Linked DNA regions of Mus musculus: region 1 is linked to region 2. A link is a loop called in an ENCODE intact Hi-C map of the cell type or tissue named here. Cell type or tissue: left cerebral cortex. All regions are shown on one strand.

Evidence for each region. Hi-C counts contacts between places; a loop is a spot of excess contacts. Peaks named below come from ENCODE experiments on the same cell type or tissue, not always from the same donor. Only the 100,000 strongest peaks of a DNase experiment are listed, where the experiment ranks them.
Region 1: a loop joins it to region 2, with 2.2 times the contacts of the local background. A loop is called at or near these places in 6 of 42 quality-filtered maps.

The regions. Positions count from the first base shown.
Region 1 is chr15:83,992,843-84,000,842 of GRCm38, reverse strand. All of the region lies in intron 6 of Efcab6 (EF-hand calcium binding domain 6), which reads left to right. Among named protein-coding and RNA genes, the nearest start is that of Efcab6, 69 kb to the left of the region's middle. In left cerebral cortex, CTCF peaks have their summits at 3,171 (motif pointing right) and 3,824; DNase peaks (open chromatin) are centred at 2,177, 2,611, 2,995 and 3,831; H3K27ac peaks cover 336 bases.
Region 2 is chr15:83,837,101-83,845,100 of GRCm38, reverse strand. All of the region lies in intron 4 of Mpped1 (metallophosphoesterase domain containing 1), which reads right to left. Gm41370 (a long non-coding RNA gene) reads left to right here. Exons shown (of 7, transcript XR_003951468.1): 5 at 7,637-7,938. Among named protein-coding and RNA genes, the nearest start is that of Gm52172, 4.8 kb to the right of the region's middle. In left cerebral cortex, no CTCF peak of the experiment used is centred here; DNase peaks (open chromatin) are centred at 1,775, 2,467, 3,605 and 3,928; H3K27ac peaks cover 5,943 bases.

The DNA.
Region 1 (8,000 bases), 160 kb before region 2:
CCTTGTTTGGCTTGTGTCCAGGCAATCATGTTGGTGAAACTTTATGGGTGTAGCATCTGACCTTCCAAGGAGACACAGTCTCACAGCAAACTCTCCAGTCCTCTGGCCCTTACACTCCTCCTGCCCCCTCTTCCATAATGTCCCTGAGCCTTGGGTGCAGGAATTGCTCTGTGGATATGTCAATTAGAACTGGGCTCCACAACTCTGCATTTTGATTGGTTCTGGCTTTCTGAAGTGTCCTTTGCAAAGAGAAATTTCCTTGATGAGGGGTATTATTCTGTCCCCCCCCCCCCCCCCCGCTGGTCACCACATCAGCTTGAATAAGATTTAGTTTTGAATAAAGCAGTGTCTGTTGGTATGTGAAAGCTAGCCTGGGGACAAGGACAGTGGGTTTTGTGGGTTTGCCAGAGGGAAAAAGACCACTACCACTGGGTGCCTGGCCTGAAGAAGAGTAAGACTCCATGACCCTCTACTTACCACAGGCTCCTCAGCCTGAACAAACAGGAAGAAGGTAGCAAGGAAGACTGTGGTTTGGAGACGTTACCTGGAACATTTATCTAGAAAAAAAGTATCCATGGGGCTAAAGGGAGACGACAAAGGCATTCCCAGCCCAGTGTGCCCTGGGTGAACCTAGGATCATGCACCAGCTATTCTACACCATTCTCCATGTCCTTCATCTTGTCCATCCAGCTCCCTATGCTAGATACAGGGCCCCACCATGCCTTTCCTGCCCTTCATCCCCCATGACTAGCTCTTACCTGGTCCATGGCTCAGTCCCCTGAGTCTGCCATATTTTCTTTCTTCACGGAGGTTTGTCTGAGTCTTATGAGTTCATGGTGACATTGGCAAGGTGCAGCTCAAGAAACTGCTACAGAGACCCAACATCACTGCAGAGACCCAACATCATTCCAGAGACCCAGGCATCTCTGCAGAGACCCAGGCATCTCTGCAGAGACCCAACATCACTGTATAGACTCAGGCATCTCTGCAGAGACCCAACATCACTGCAGAGACCCAGGAATCACTGCAGAGACTCAACATCACTGTAGAGACCCAGGAATCACTGCAGAGATCCAGGCATCTCTGCAAAGACTCAGGCATCTCTGCAGAGACCCAACATCACTGCAGAGACCCAGGCATCTCTGTATATACCCAACATCACCATAGAGACCCAGGCATCTCTGCAGAGACATAGGTATCACTGCAGAGATCCAGGCATCTCTCCAGAGACTCAAGCATCACTGCAGAGACCCAGGCATCACTGTAGAGACCCAGGCATTTCTCCAGAGACACAAACATCACTGCAGAGACCCAGGCATTGCCTGGGCATCACTCTTGCTTTCTGTGTGCTGCCCAGGAGCTGGCAGGCAGAGGAACTGCTTGGACATGCTGGGGGAGGTGACAGGGCTTGTCCTTGTCTGTTCTTGACAGGATTCAGAACTTCTCATATTCAGGACGTTAGACTGGCTCAAGTCTTGGCAGCACCCAGTGCTGGCCCCATCAGCAAACTTTTCCCGAGAGCCCCCTTGGGTGTGCTTGCTTGCTTCTGAGCAGAGCCTTCTCCAATGACACGCTGCCAAGAGTGGATGCCAGTATGGTGGCAGCCCAGTCTGCCATGCTGTGAAGCTGTGTCCTGAATGAGCTGGGGTTCTCTGCCTGGGTAGAGATACTACCCTAAATGTAGGCATGGTGAGAAAGGAAACCAGGCATAGTGGTGCTTGCTTTTAATGCCAGGGCTCAGGAGGCAGAGACAGGGGGATTGCTGTTAGTTCAAGGTCAGGTCTCTATTACAACTTACAAGCCTGCCAAGGGTTACATAATGAGACTGTGTTTTAACATCATCATCATCAACAACAACAAAAACAACAGCAACAACCTTTTAAAAGAAGGAGAAGGAAGAGAAAGAGAAGAGAAAGGGGGAATGTTTCCTGGGGACCTGGCACCCTGGAGTCCCTCGGTAGACAGGCGTGGGCTTCTTGTCATGGGTCTTCCAAGCCATCGTCTTGGGTGAATGCCTTAGCAATGGAGATGAAGTGCAGGCTCTGTGCGTGGCTGCAGAGTGCATGGCCTCCAGCCTCCCTCCTTATACCTCTATGGGGACACCCAGAACCAGGTCTTTGTTCCATCTGAGGAGCTGCAACTTCTGGGTTTCGTTGATTTGCGTTTCTCTTTTTGTCTGCTCTCTTTTCTCCATTTCCGTGGATCCCATTCAGATGTCTTTTTATGTAAGCTTGTTCAGTTTGGGTAGAATCAGGGTATGCAACGTGTTGGGCCCACGGTGGGGGGTGGGGCGAGGGGGTGGGGGGAGGAAGGAGGGAGGAGGGAGGAGGGAGGAGGGAGTGATCGCCAGAGTGAGCAGAGCCCAGGGACTCAGGCAGACAGGCAGGGAGAGAGGAGGGCTTTGTTAGAGGTGAGCGATGCCTGGCCGGCCGCTGCTCCCCCGCGCGCACGTCCCTGAGTCGAGAGTCTGTGTTTATGAGGCTCTGAATGCGGTCTAATTTTTTCCTATCTGGTTTGGCTCATCTCTACCAGCTGGTAAATAGGAAATGTTCACGGTGGGAAGCCAATACTCCTCAGAGTGTAAACAGATGGAACCCATATAAAGTGACAAGTCAGACTGCGTGGCTGAGAACGTGGAGCCAAAACTCCGAACATAACAGTCAAGCGCCTACTCCGTTCCAGTTCATTTCGCCCCGAGTAGCGCTTCATAGCTGCACAGCTGTGTTGTTTCTTTCTTCCCCCGTCCTTTCTTCTGGGTTGATAATGACAATTTCAAAGAAAAACTTTAATTAAAGATTTTATACAAAATAGCCAAAAGTAGAATAATAAGGAAAATGAGCATTGATGTGTTTATTGTGAGAGGCATCCTTTTTTTTTGTTGGGGGGGGGGGTGGGGTGGAGTGGAGTCTCATTTCAAAATGTTCACTTGTTCAATTTGAAACGAGTTTGGTGGCGGTGACAGAAAGGTGGCAGACAGACAGCAGTGGCTGCTGAGCACTCTCTTGCACTCTGCAGAGAGCCAAGATTGGGGTAGTAGCAGCTCCCTGCTGTGGGGCTCAGACTGCAGGCTGTCCCCTCACGCCCATGCTTATGAGTGTGTGTGTGTATGTGTGTGTGTGTGTGCCTCCGTGCTTCTTTGTATGCAGTTCTTGACCCCCTTCTGTCAGAGCTAGGCAGGAGGAGGTGTCTCCAGCAGAGGGACCTGTTGGCCAGGAGGTCAGAGAGCTGGGAAGGATTCAGTAGTCTCCAGTGTTGTTCTAGAATGGCCTCCTCATAACCAGGCTGGTAGAGTGAGTCGAGGCTTCAGAAAGCAAAGTTTCTGTTCTCTGCCCCTGAAAGTCTGGGTGCTTACAGCTAGGTTGGATGATATGTGCGTGTAGACCCAGTCCTGGCCAAGCAGAGATAGGTGGATCCTTCAGGCTCATGGGCCTGCTAGTCCCAGGCCAGTGAGAGGCCCTTTCTCAAAGTCCAAAATGAATGGCTCCTGCGTAGTGACACTTTGAGGTGTCCTCTGGCCTCTCCATACCTCTTCTCTGTCTGTCTGTCTGTCACTCTCTCTCTCTCTCTCTCTCTCTCTCTCTCTCTCTCTGTGTGTGTCTCTCTCTGTCTCTCTCTCTCTGTCTCTCTGTCTCTCTCTCTCTCACACACACACACTCATACTCATACACTCACACACACTAAAGTCTGGGTGGCCGTATTTATTTGGGCTTGCGGCTTTTCTTCCCAGAGCTCATACTGTGTACAAAGCATTTGGAACAAAGCCCCGCAGAGTAATAACGAGTAATAACGCATCCACTGCAGGCAGTTTATGGAACTGTCGCAGCTCAGTGGGGGACAAATAGGAAGCAGTTGGATTTTCCTCCTCACGCTGCTCTGCAGGCCCACACAGAGCTCCCCTTTCTGTCACTGAGGGATGCCTTTGGCAGGATCACATGGAGGCAAAAGCCAGGCCAGTGCAGGCCCTGGAGTTAGAGGTCTCGGTCACATAGCAGCTCAGGATGCCCTCCTGGGCTGGCTTCTGCCTGTCCTGTCTCTCACATGTGTTCCTCGTGTTCTCAGGTCTTGTTTGGGGAGCCTCAAAATAGTGTGGGTGCCTAATCCTGTCCTCTCTGACCTCCTCACCTCCCATGCCTGGTGGTGTACCCTATATGCCCCTGATGCTTGGTACCCTCATGTGACCTGCAGTCCCAGAGGAGCAGCACAGCACAGATTGCCACCTTTCCTGGTGTCTGCTCAACCCAGAGACTTCAGGTGTGCACATACCGTCCACACCAGGGAGACAGATTGCATTACTGGGCCCCTCTTCCAGACCTTCCCTCAGTTCCTCTACCAGAGGATGCTGGGCAGATCCCCGTAATGGAAGTAAAACGCCTGTCTGCCACACACCTCTCCAAGATCCCCTTAGATCACCCAGATTATACCTTATGTGTGTCTCAATCACCTGCCCATCACCCACCCATTCACTCATCCATCCATCTGGCCAGTCAGCCAGCCAGCCAACCATTATCCACCAGTACATCCACTTGCCTGTATATCATCCATCCATCCTCCATTTATCTAGTCAGCCAGCCATTACCTGTCATTCCACCCACACACCCATCCATCAGCCAGCCAGCCAGCCAGGCAGCTAGCCACTATTAATCTACCCACAAATCCATCTGTTCACCTATCTACCTACCTAAGCCATAATACATACGTATATACATACATGCACATACAAACATACATACATGCACACATACATACATATAGTCAGCCATTGTCCATCGTCCCAGCTACCAGTCCATCTGTCCATCCGCCTACCCATACACTCATCTGTCATCCATCCTCCACTTATCCATCATCTGTCCAACAGCTAACTAAACAGCCATTATCTATTAATTTAGCCACAATCCATTAATCTAACCAATTATTCACCTATATACCTATATATCCATATGTAATACATACATATAGTCAGATTTACCTATCAGTCCCTTCACCAATAGATTCCTCTATTAATATATCTACATATCTATCCATTACCCATACATCTATCCAGCCAGCCAATTAGCCACCTATCCACCTATTTACCCACTTCACCATCTATCTGTAATTCATCTGTCTAGCCAGCCAACCATTATCCACCAATCCATCCACTTACACACTATATGCCTACATACCCCAGCTACCACCCAGCCATCATTTATCTGTCCAGCCAGCCAGCCATTACCCACCAATCTGTCCGCCTCTATGCCTACATAGCCACTACCCACCCCCTTGACTATCTCTAGTGGTTACTATTGGTTATGCGCGTTACAGGATCTGGTATCACCTGGGGAATAACCTATGGGCCTGCCTGCCTATGAGCTCCTGTCTGGATTAGATTAATGAGGCAGGAAGACCTTGACTGTGGGCAGCATCATCCGGTGGACTGGGGTCCTGGACTGAATGGAAAGGAGACAGCCAATCACCAACATTCATGCCCTCCTGCTTCTCAGAGGTACAGTGTGACCAGCATCCTCACACTTTCCTCACCTTCCACTGTGGCTCAGAATAAGCATTTCCTTCCCTGCATTGTTTGTCAGACGTTTTATTGTAGCCTCGAGACAAGTAACTCACACACCAGCCACCATTCATCCGCTCCAACCTTTCTTCTCCTCTAGGCTTCTGCTGTGTTAGATGGGGGGGGGGGGGGTTGAACAGTGTCTTACTGGTCCAGACCAGACGGTTTCTGTTCCTTAATGTGAGAGCATGCTACTTGGTCACTTAGCACCTTGTCTTGAGCCTTTCACCCTGATCAGCAGTTCCCACCACAGCTCCTTTGACTGCTTAAAAGTCATCTAAGTGCTTTATAGGATATGGCACTTTAAATTCTGTTCCTTTGGGGGAAAAATTATTGGTCAGCACAAACTCAGGCCCATTGATTGCATGCTGCTTTGCAAAGGCCTCAGCGAGCTAAGGAGGAGCTGGGAAGAGGTCTGTTCCCAGGGGATGGGACAATGAGTGGTGAGAAGGGAACAGTGGGGGATAGCATCTGGGTACAACCTCACAGGTGGATATCTACCTTCCACACTCTTGACTTCAAGTTGTAACTAGTGATGTTTGGGTCTTTCTTCTTCATAGCCCATGAAATGCTGGCTCTCCTGGCTGTACCTTCCAAGTACTGTGATTACAGGTGTGGACCCCCGAGAGTGGCAAAAATATTACTGCTTGGTCTTTTGTTTGTCTGTTTTTGTTTTTTGTTTTTTTTTCTTTCTTTCCCTTCTCTTCTCTTCTGTTCTCTTCTCTTCTGTTCTCTTCTGTTCTCTTCTGTTCTCCTCTGTTCTCCTCTCCTCTCCTCTCCTCTCCTCTCCTCTCCTCTCCTCTCCTCTCCTCTCCTCTCCTCTCCTCTCCTCTCCTCTCCTCTCCTCTCCTCCCCCCTCCCCTCTCCCCTCTCCCCTCTCCCCTCCCTCCCTCCCTCCCTCCCTCCCTCCCTCCCTCCCTCCCTCTCTCTCTCTTTCTTTCTTTCTTTCTTTCTTTCTTTCTTAAGATAGTACATACCCCAGGCTGATCTCAAACTTGTGGCACTCCACTGCCTCAGCCCCTGGAACGCTACCATACTTGCCTTTCAGCTGTCTGCTTAAATGTTTTATACTCTCTGTAGCTGCATCTTCCCCAAAATAGCTTCACTACTCTGCAAGAGAGGTGTGGGAAGGAGAACAGAGTGTCCAGTGGTCTTACTCTGCACAGTACCTGGTCTTTGTGTTCCCAGGATCTTTCCTGTCTGCTGCCTGGGTCCTGGTGGGGAAAAGCCGCCCCAGCAATATGGAAATGAACGGACATGGCTGAGTCCTTCACATCTGTTTGTGAATACCGAAATTTGAAATTCACGTTACTTCACATGACATGCATGAAGATTCTTCTTTTGATTTTCTCACAACTGTCTAAAAATTCTAAAGTCAAGTTTAGCTTGCAGGTATGTCAAACTGGGCGGTGGGCAGTGGCTCCCATACCTACATGGAAGTTAGGTTTCCATTAGGGAGGGAGGCCAGCACAGAGGTAAGCCAGAGGAAGGTGAGTGTTGGGGCAGATATGAGGTCTACACTCTTCCTTTCTGAGAAGTATGCTGGGTGTGGATGGGGCAGCTAGGATCAGCACCCCCGCTTTTGTAATTTGTACCTCCTCCTCCTTCTCCTCCTCCCTCCTCCTCCAAGAACTCCAGGGACTTATGAAAGGCTAGAACAGAACCGAGTCAGGCAGGGGGTGGCCATGGTCCTTCTTCTCCCAAGGGGGGCAAACAGAGTAACCCAAGGTCAGTATCAGGGAACAGTGACTAACTGGAGGATGGTTAGGAAAGTTGGAGCGAAGGTACCAGACTGCCCTTGTTAGTTTTTCCTTAAACTAATAAAAATACATTTTTTTTTTGTAAGTTTGATTCCTTTTCCTAAAATCCCTTGTTAGTTTTTAATTGTTAACTTGGCACAACCTAGAGCCACTTGGGAAGAGGGAACCTCAATGGAGGAATTGTCTGAATCAGATCAGCCGGTGGCTATGTCTGTGAGCAGTCGTCTTAGCTGATAACTGACATGGGAAGACGCAGTCCACTGTGGGCGGCACCATCCCTAGGCAGCTGAGCATGATCCAGAGAGCAAGCCAGTAAGCATTTTTCCCTGTGGTTCTGCTTCAGTTCCTGCCCTGACTTCCCTCAATGATGGACTGGGACCTGGAAATAGAGACTGAGATAAACCCTTTCCTCTTTAAGTAGCTTTTGGTCCGAATATTTTCCCAAGGCAACAGAAAAGCAAAGCCTGCTCGTTGGAGAGCAGAGGGCAAGGGAAGGGCTTTCTGGGCAACAGTTACAGCCTGTTCAGCCCAGGAAGTTCTGAGCTCCCAGGACATCACTTTAGACTAGACCAGGGCCATATTCCACACAAGAGGTAAGCCTGGGACACAGGCTGTCAGTGGGTAAATAGAGAAACAAGGGGAGTGGTCAAAACAGGCTGAAGGTGTGCTCTGGCTCCCCTCTGAGCAGGCTCAGT
Region 2 (8,000 bases):
AACACGCCCCAGTAGAGTGACCCACATGCCTGCCTCCTCCCAGGTCTGAGATCACAGCCAGTCCTTTCAGCATCCCTGTACATCCCCAACTCACTGGTAACACAAGATAGCATAGTCCTCTCTGTCCCCTGAGGACACAGAACAAACAGAGCAGGTCGAGGGAAGCCACTCAGGGCCTGTCTGGGTCCTGAGGAGAGGAAGTCTGCTTCAGTTGCCTGAACAAGCTATGAAGGCCGTAACCTCATAAAGCTACCCAAAGATCCAGGACAGCTCATGACAGATGCTGTATGGGGACTTCAGTGGGATGGACCTTAACATTAGTAAGACAGCAAGATGCCACCAAGCCAGGAAAGGACTGGGCTTTCAACAAACCTTCCTCAAGCTGGGCCCCCAAGGGCTTCAATAAAAATAGACCACAAAGCTCACACCCTGACTCCAGTCCAGGCTCCTCTACCAGAGACTGCAGAGCCTAGACGTCCAGCAACAAGTCCCTAGTTCTCACTCAGGATGCCCCAAGCCAAGACACGAGCATCAGGTGGCTCCTGCTGGGCACACTCACAGACTGAGGCAGGCAACCCCCTACACTGGGCTATGCACCAAACGGGACTCTGACTTCTAACAGAGCTGCCCAGACCTCTGAGTCTCAATAGACATGACCACAATAGACACGCTAATGTCAAAAGACAGTCTAACACACACACACACACACACACACACACACACACACACACTCACACAGCAGAAAAGCACCACAGATGTGGTTTGTCAAGGTTTTGTTAAGAGAAAAGGCAAGGGTCGTACCAAGAGTTGGACATCAGGTCCTGGACCAGCCCATCACTCACACAGGACGGATGGAAGGTCCCAAGCCTGCACACAGCAGAGCAGCTAGCCGACAAGGAGACACCTGCAAGGGCTCCTGGAAGCCAGGTGGGATGTAGCCAGGGCCATAAGCAGGGATGGATAGATACAGCAAGACTCACTGTGTCCCACCAGCAGGCGGCCATAGCTGACGCTGTGACAGCCAGAGTAGTGGGGCCCAGTTCAGGGCAGTCCCTCAGGGCATCAGGATGCTCAGACCAATACTCTAGACTCCTTGCTCTAGTACCCAGGACCTTGAACCCATTCTGGTCAGATGATACGTGATTCTATACCATGCTCTTCCCCCGGTGAAAGGCATTCTAGTAGCACCTTGTTGTAGCTGTCCTGAGAGCGCCATGCTTCCCTCCCTGATCCAGCTCCCCTTGATCCTTGTGGGAACTTCCTTCATTGCAAGTCAGCTTGCTTCCTAAGACTTAGTACTTTGATCCCTAAAGTGAGAGAGTAGTGGGAACCTCACTGATCGTCCTGGGGACTGTGGTAGGACACACATCTGTCACACCGACTGGCTTTCCCTAAGCACCATCAGAGACAGACAGTGTTCCCAGGCTGCTCCATTCCAGCCCCAGGCTGTGCAGCAAGCCTACTTAACTGTACAAAGTAAGAGAATGGGACATCAAAGAGGACATGAGCGCCCACCCCCAGCTTGCCCCCAGAGGCCACCAGGCACTCGCTGTTCTGTGCTCGGCTCAGAGAGTGCTGTCTGCAGCTATCAGCTATGTAAAAGAAACCTTTATTATCCGTGCTCTCAACCCTGGGTGGCCGCAGCCAGCCAGCAGCACGATGAGACTCCAACTGTGTGCCAGGCAATGTCTCTCTCTATCTATCTATCTATCTGGCCTCTTTGAATTCTCTGTGATACAGAGACTCTCTGTGTCGCCGTCGCACAAAGCCACAGTTCTGACCACAGCCATGCTGCTGGCACTGGCACAGCAGGCTGGGTCCTCAGTCCAGCCTTGTAGAGTGCCCAACTGGCTCCTAGAGACAAGACAAGTCCCCTCCTTAGGTCTCAGGGTCCGGCCCTGACAGGAGAGGCAATCCAGCCAAGCACAGAATCCGTATCTGAGCCCAGCCACCGGGGCGCAGGTCCCGCAGCCCTGAAGCCGCTTCCCCTTCCCTAAGTTCAGCGTCTCAGCGGGTTTAGATCCCTTCTTTCAAAATACCACAAGTAATTAGAGCAGATGGGCCTGCTACGTGCCAGCTCCGCTCTCCCCCTCACTCCCTTCTCTCTCTCTCTCTCTCTCTCTCTCTCTCTCTCTCTCTCTCTCTCTCTCTCTCTCTCTCTCTCTTTTAAATCAAGGCCGTTTTTAGTTAAATGAGAACAAAAATGCATCCAAAACCCATAAATGAATAGGGTATATATGCAGGATTAAAAAAAGAAGAAGAAGCAGGATTTTGCAAAAGCTGACTCTTCCCTCTTCCTGCAGTTACTTCCATCCAAGAGCCGCCCTGGGTCATGGACATATATGCCCAGCTCTAGTTCTGGGGACCAGCAACTGTGTCAAAAGTCCCACAGAGTCACCACGTGCCCGTGAGGAAGGCAGGATTTCCCCAGATTTTTGCCCCATCTTTACTCTCCAGATGCTGGAAGAGAGCCCACCCACGTCAAAGGCACAGGGAGGCAGGCATCTGGCCTTCGGTCTCGGGGAACTAGTGAGAGTGGGCAGCGTGGTGAGCCAGGAGGCGGCATGGGCAGGCCACGTGTCCAGAGTCCAGCGTGGAATAGGAACCTAGGGAGTGAGGGGTTGGTGACGTGGGTCAAAAGGAGGCCACAGAAAGATTCGCATACAGGCAGATAGTCCAGGGAGGGGTCATGGTAGACTCCCCACTGCTTGGAATCCTCCCACCTGTGCACTCATTTATTCGAGAAACATCTATCAACATAAGCCAGGTGCCAGGTCAGGCTTTGAAGTTAGAAAGAGAGAGATTACGTGCAAAAGAAGCCCCTGGTCTCAAGTGTTCCAGTGAGCAGAGGTGGTACTGAAGAAGCCCGTTGTTAGGGTGACATAAGACACTCCTGTCCCACTCTGAACGAGCTGGTGGAGTGAGGGGCTAGGGCTGACCCAGGCCCTTGTGGAGACAAGATGGCAGAGAAGATCCACGGTGCCTGTCAACAGTGTCCACAAGGAAAAACACAAAGTGGGACCACACACATCCCGCTCACTCACACCAAGTACCCCCATTTCCAGTGACACCAGTGTCCAAGCCTGAAAAGCCAGCAGCAGGCTTTTTTGGGCAAGGGAAAGAATCTCCGGGGTCCAGGGAGCACAGATCCCATCAGCGGGACACAGGAAGCACTTGCCAGGAAGAAAAGTGTGAAGCCGTCTAATCACACCCAAGTCCAGGGCTTCTGCCCATCTCGTGGCTCTGTAAGAAGGCAGAGCAAGAAGACAGAAGGCGATCTGTCAAGTGTCAAGTGACCAAGGACGCATGTTCCGCTCAGAGCACACTAAGCCTCTCTAAAAACCAGTAAGAAAGAGAAAGAACAGAGCTGGCCAGGGGGACAGCTCAGTGGTAAAGGGAGCTTGCCTAGTGTGTCTGAGACTCTGGGTTTCATCCCCACACCACTAAAATCAACCAAAAGACAGACTCTCCTTGCCCCCAGATAACAGACGAGGCAAAAGACTTGAGTACTTCAGAGAGGAGGAATGTAGGCGGCCAGAAGCCATGGAGAGGCTCCAAGGCTCACGGCAGCACCAGCACCCACTCTAGAGCAAGGAAAACCTACAGCCTTATGTTACAAAGTGTTGGCAGGGGTACAGGTAAGCAACTGCTGGCAGGGGACATCACTTGGCAAACCGACTTTGCCAAAGAAATTGGAGGGCTGGAGAAATGATTCAGTGGACAAAGCCCTAGTGGATAAGAAAGGAGCAAGAGCTCAGATCCCCGGCACACACGTAAAAGCAGGGAGCATGTGGTGGCTACCTGGAATCGCTGCTGGCATACAGAGCCCTGCGTGCATACCCCCCTGTGACAAGCAGATCACTACCTGTTAAAGCCACATGGGCTCTCATACTGCCATCCTGTATATGACAGAGTTCCAGCTCTGAAGCTGGGGAAAACATCTGAACTCCACGTGTCAGCCAATGTGACTGGGGAGAGAGAAGAAATAACTTTACCACTCACTGTGTGCTGGTTAGTTTAATCACCAGCTCGACAAAATCATCTGGGAAGGGAGACTCAATGACAGACTGACTGGAAAGGAGACAAGCTACAGGTATGTCTGTGGAGCTTGTCTTGAATCACCTGAATTCAATAACCATCCATCACTCTCTCCCACCATGAGCTGCCCTGAGGGTAGCTGACCGGTGCCAAGAAATTGACCGTGTTCACCTCAAATCTTAGGACACGGTTGTGGGGAAGGGTTCATCCCACACACCTAACCAGGTCTGGGTGGAGTCTGTAGCTAGGCTACGAGGTTCTGAAGCTATGAATACATTTTTAAAGGCTGGTTTATACCGTTTCCATGTGTGTGGTTTCTAGCATCCTTAGGACACCAGCCACTAAGGCTCTCTTCCTTGGAAGAGTAATGTACGTACTGAGACCTCACATTTACCAGCCAGACAATGAACCTCGGGGAGGCTGTTCAGCTTGGCCACTGCTTCCACAGCTCAGTGGCAGGACTAGGACCTGACTCCTGGGTGACAGGGCTGGATCACCAGGCCAGGAATGTATTGGCAAGATGCACAGAGGCCTCATTAGCAGAAGCATGGTGATGGCTGCCCCCAGGCCCTCCAGAAGCCATGGAATAGGAGGGGGAGGTCACCTGTAACCCACAGGCGCACATCCCCAGCAGCGATGCACTTTCTGGGTGAACATCTTTCTGATGCAGAGTGAGGCAGGATCCACAAAGCTTTCCTGGAAACGAGCCACAGGGAGGCAGCAGGTCCCAAGCATGTGGTCCTCAGGTACTCCATCCCTGGAGGGATCCTGAGGGATGTTACTCTGGAAAACCTGGTTTCCAGGACCTTGGGGAGAAAGGTAGGGCAGGGATGCCAGCCAAGGACCCAGGGGTGGAGGCTCTGGCTGCCCAGCCTATGGATTCTGTTTCTTACTGTGACCCATACAGGGTCTGAAGTAGTGCCACAGTGCCTACAAGGCTGACACCTCGTCCAGCCTCCTGGCCTTTGCCTGTGACAACCACTCCATTCCCCACATCCTTAGCTCTGTGATCTCTTCAGTTCCCAGATCTCTCCATGGGGGCTTTTCGCTGACCCTAACTTCCAGGGCTTCTTCCTGAATCAGGAGATAGCTGCTGACTGTGGTTTGCCATCAGGGCAGGAACCCAGGACAGCAATGACTGCAATGGTGAGTTCCTGCCAAGTCCATGGGGCTTGGTGGGAGCCATGTTCTCAGCAATTCTCATGGGCGGCTTGATCCATCTACTGATGATCCAGGAGAGTGATTCTCAGGTCTCCATGTCCCCTAGGACACGCAAATGGTACTTAGGAAAGTGCTGCATGACTCTGACTCCAGAGAGGGTAGAGCTCACCAGGAGTTGGCCAGGAGTCTGGGGGCACTTCTGTCTTGAAAACCCTGGCTGAACCATGTGCCCACCTGGACTTCTTCTTGCCTGTCTATAGAATGGGGTTGTTGTCAACCTACCCCTCATCTGGCATAGGGCTCACCCCTTCTGAGCATGCCCCCTTAGATCATGAGTTACAAGGATCACAAGCCACTGATGGTGCTTACCTCGTGCCAGGCAGAGCCACACAGACCTCAAGCCCTGCTATACTGCAGTGACATCATCTCCCCATGGCACCGTGGGTCCAGAGAGGCTGCCACAGTTACCCAAAGTGGTTGGTGGTGCCTTGATCTGTGCATCCCGTGTTTCAGGCACACTGCTAGAGACAGGGCTTCACCAACACACAGAGGGGAAGGGACAGCTGCCAGGACTAATTCTGTGGCCCCACAGAAACAGAGCCAGTCACCTCCTGCCACCTGACTCCAGCCCCAGGTAGCTTCAGAGAAACAAGCAGAATGCTGCACACAGAGCGGCCTTGGGGCTGTTTGTGTCATCAGGCCAAGGAAAGCACGGTGTGTAAGCACAGCCAGGCTGGGGATGTGTGTGCCCCACCCCCTGAGCCACCCTCCCTTTATCCTAGTTCTAAAGCCTGATCCAGCGGGGAGGGAACATCGTGGATTCCATCGTGCCCTCTCAGGAGCACAGCACAGCCTCCTGATTACCCCCTCCCCCAACACACACCCTACTCATTTACTCTGCTCACCAGCCTGGGCTTCCGCTGGCACAGGTCTGCGGTCAAGAAGAAGGCAAGGCCTGGGGGAAGCCAGGACTAGAGAGGCCAGTCATGTCCACAGTGAAGGTCACACTGGGGCCACTGGTGGCCAGAGCTCCAAGCATCAGGACAGTGATTGAACTGGCAGCTGGGCTCACCCAAGCCTCACCCTCTTGGCTAGTTCAGTGATGGCTGATGAGCCGTTCCCTGGAGAGAGGAGTGCACACCTAGGGAGCCCTGACGCTGAGTTACTCAGCTCTCCTGAGCCTGGCTGCTGGGTGGTGTGTCTCCTCCATTCCCCTCGCCCTCCTTACTAGACCATGAAGGAAGGGCACACTAACAAAGCAGGTCTCCATCCTCTGAGCACTTATGGCAATGGCCATAGGCTCAGGGGAGCCCTCTGACACCTTATAGCCACCACTGGAGGAGGGCACACTGCCACCCCATTCTGTAAGAAAGTGGGCTAAGGCATAGGAAGGTCACCCAGTGATGCCCAGGGCAACACAGCCCACAAAATGTGAGGCTAAAATTAAGCTTAGGGTTTCTTGGTTTTGGGGGGGGGTTGTTTGTTTTGGTCTCTAAGCCATGCCTCTAACCTTTATAACCTTCTTTTTAAGGAGCTGTGTGTGTGTGTGTGTGTGTGTGGTGTGTATGGTGTATATGGTGTGTGTGTGTGTGTGTGTGTGTGTGTGTGTGTATAGGTATGTGTGTGATGTGTATATGGTTTGTGTGTGGTGTGTAGTGTGTGTGTGTGGTGTGTGTATGGTGTATATGGGGTGTGTGTGTGTGTGTGTGTGTGTGTTGGGGCAGGTTGTAAACCACAGGGAAAAGAGACCCAGTCTTGATTCTTGACCTCACACTCGGAACCTCCGCCTCTCATCCTGATGGCCCCACCCTATTTTGCCCCGCCCAGATTGTTCAGGCCTCAGGACCCAAGACTTTGCTCAAGGTGAGCTTCTCACACGAGCAGGCTTCAGATCAGCCTTTGCACCCTGTCAGGCAGCCTCAGCCTCCTTCTCACATCCTTGCCCTTGGTTTCGAGTCCCTCACATCGTTGAGTGTCCAAAAACCTTCAGAGGCAGCAGGAGAGCATGGAACCCTTGAGCATCACCACCCCAGGCAGAGACAGCAGGCTCCTCCTGGGGCAGAAGAATGAGTCAGGCTGGCCCCTCTCCCATCCCTGGGGCTTCATAAGATCCACACAGGCCCTATCCCCACCTCGGCCTCAAATCACCAGGGGACACCAAACACCACGGCCCAGGGTTCCCCAGATGTGTTGTGTTTTCTTAGCTCACCCAGAGCCCTCCACAGTGCCACTCCCTCCCTGCCCACGCCCATCTCCTCCCATGAGGCTGAGGTCATCCATCTTCTCTGGGGAGCTTCCTCTCACCCTGCCAGCACTTCACACCCTGTGACCACGCAAGGGCCAGTAGATCTGCCCACAGACTATTGACATGATGCCACAGGCGGCAGCAGAATCACCACCATCTTGTTCATTACCTGATCCTTATCACTACCACCAGCCTCACCGGCGACTGCCATCATCACCAACACCAGCAGCAGCAGCGTCACTGCCATCATCATCAATATCATCACCAACATAACCATCATCACTATCATCTACACCATTACCAACTTCATCGTCATCGTTATCATCACCATCATAAGCATCACACCAACATCATCATCACCATCACCACAGATCTCCACCATCACCATCGCTGTCCTCAGCAGCACTGTTATAGTCAGTTACCATTGCCAAGGACACAGTGACCATCACAAAGCAAGTCTGGACCCGTGGTCACTTCGAGCACCACCCAGCAGGGTGAGTTCAGAGCAATGGCCCAGTCAGCCACTGTCTCCAAGAGAATAAGGGTTCCCTGTGCA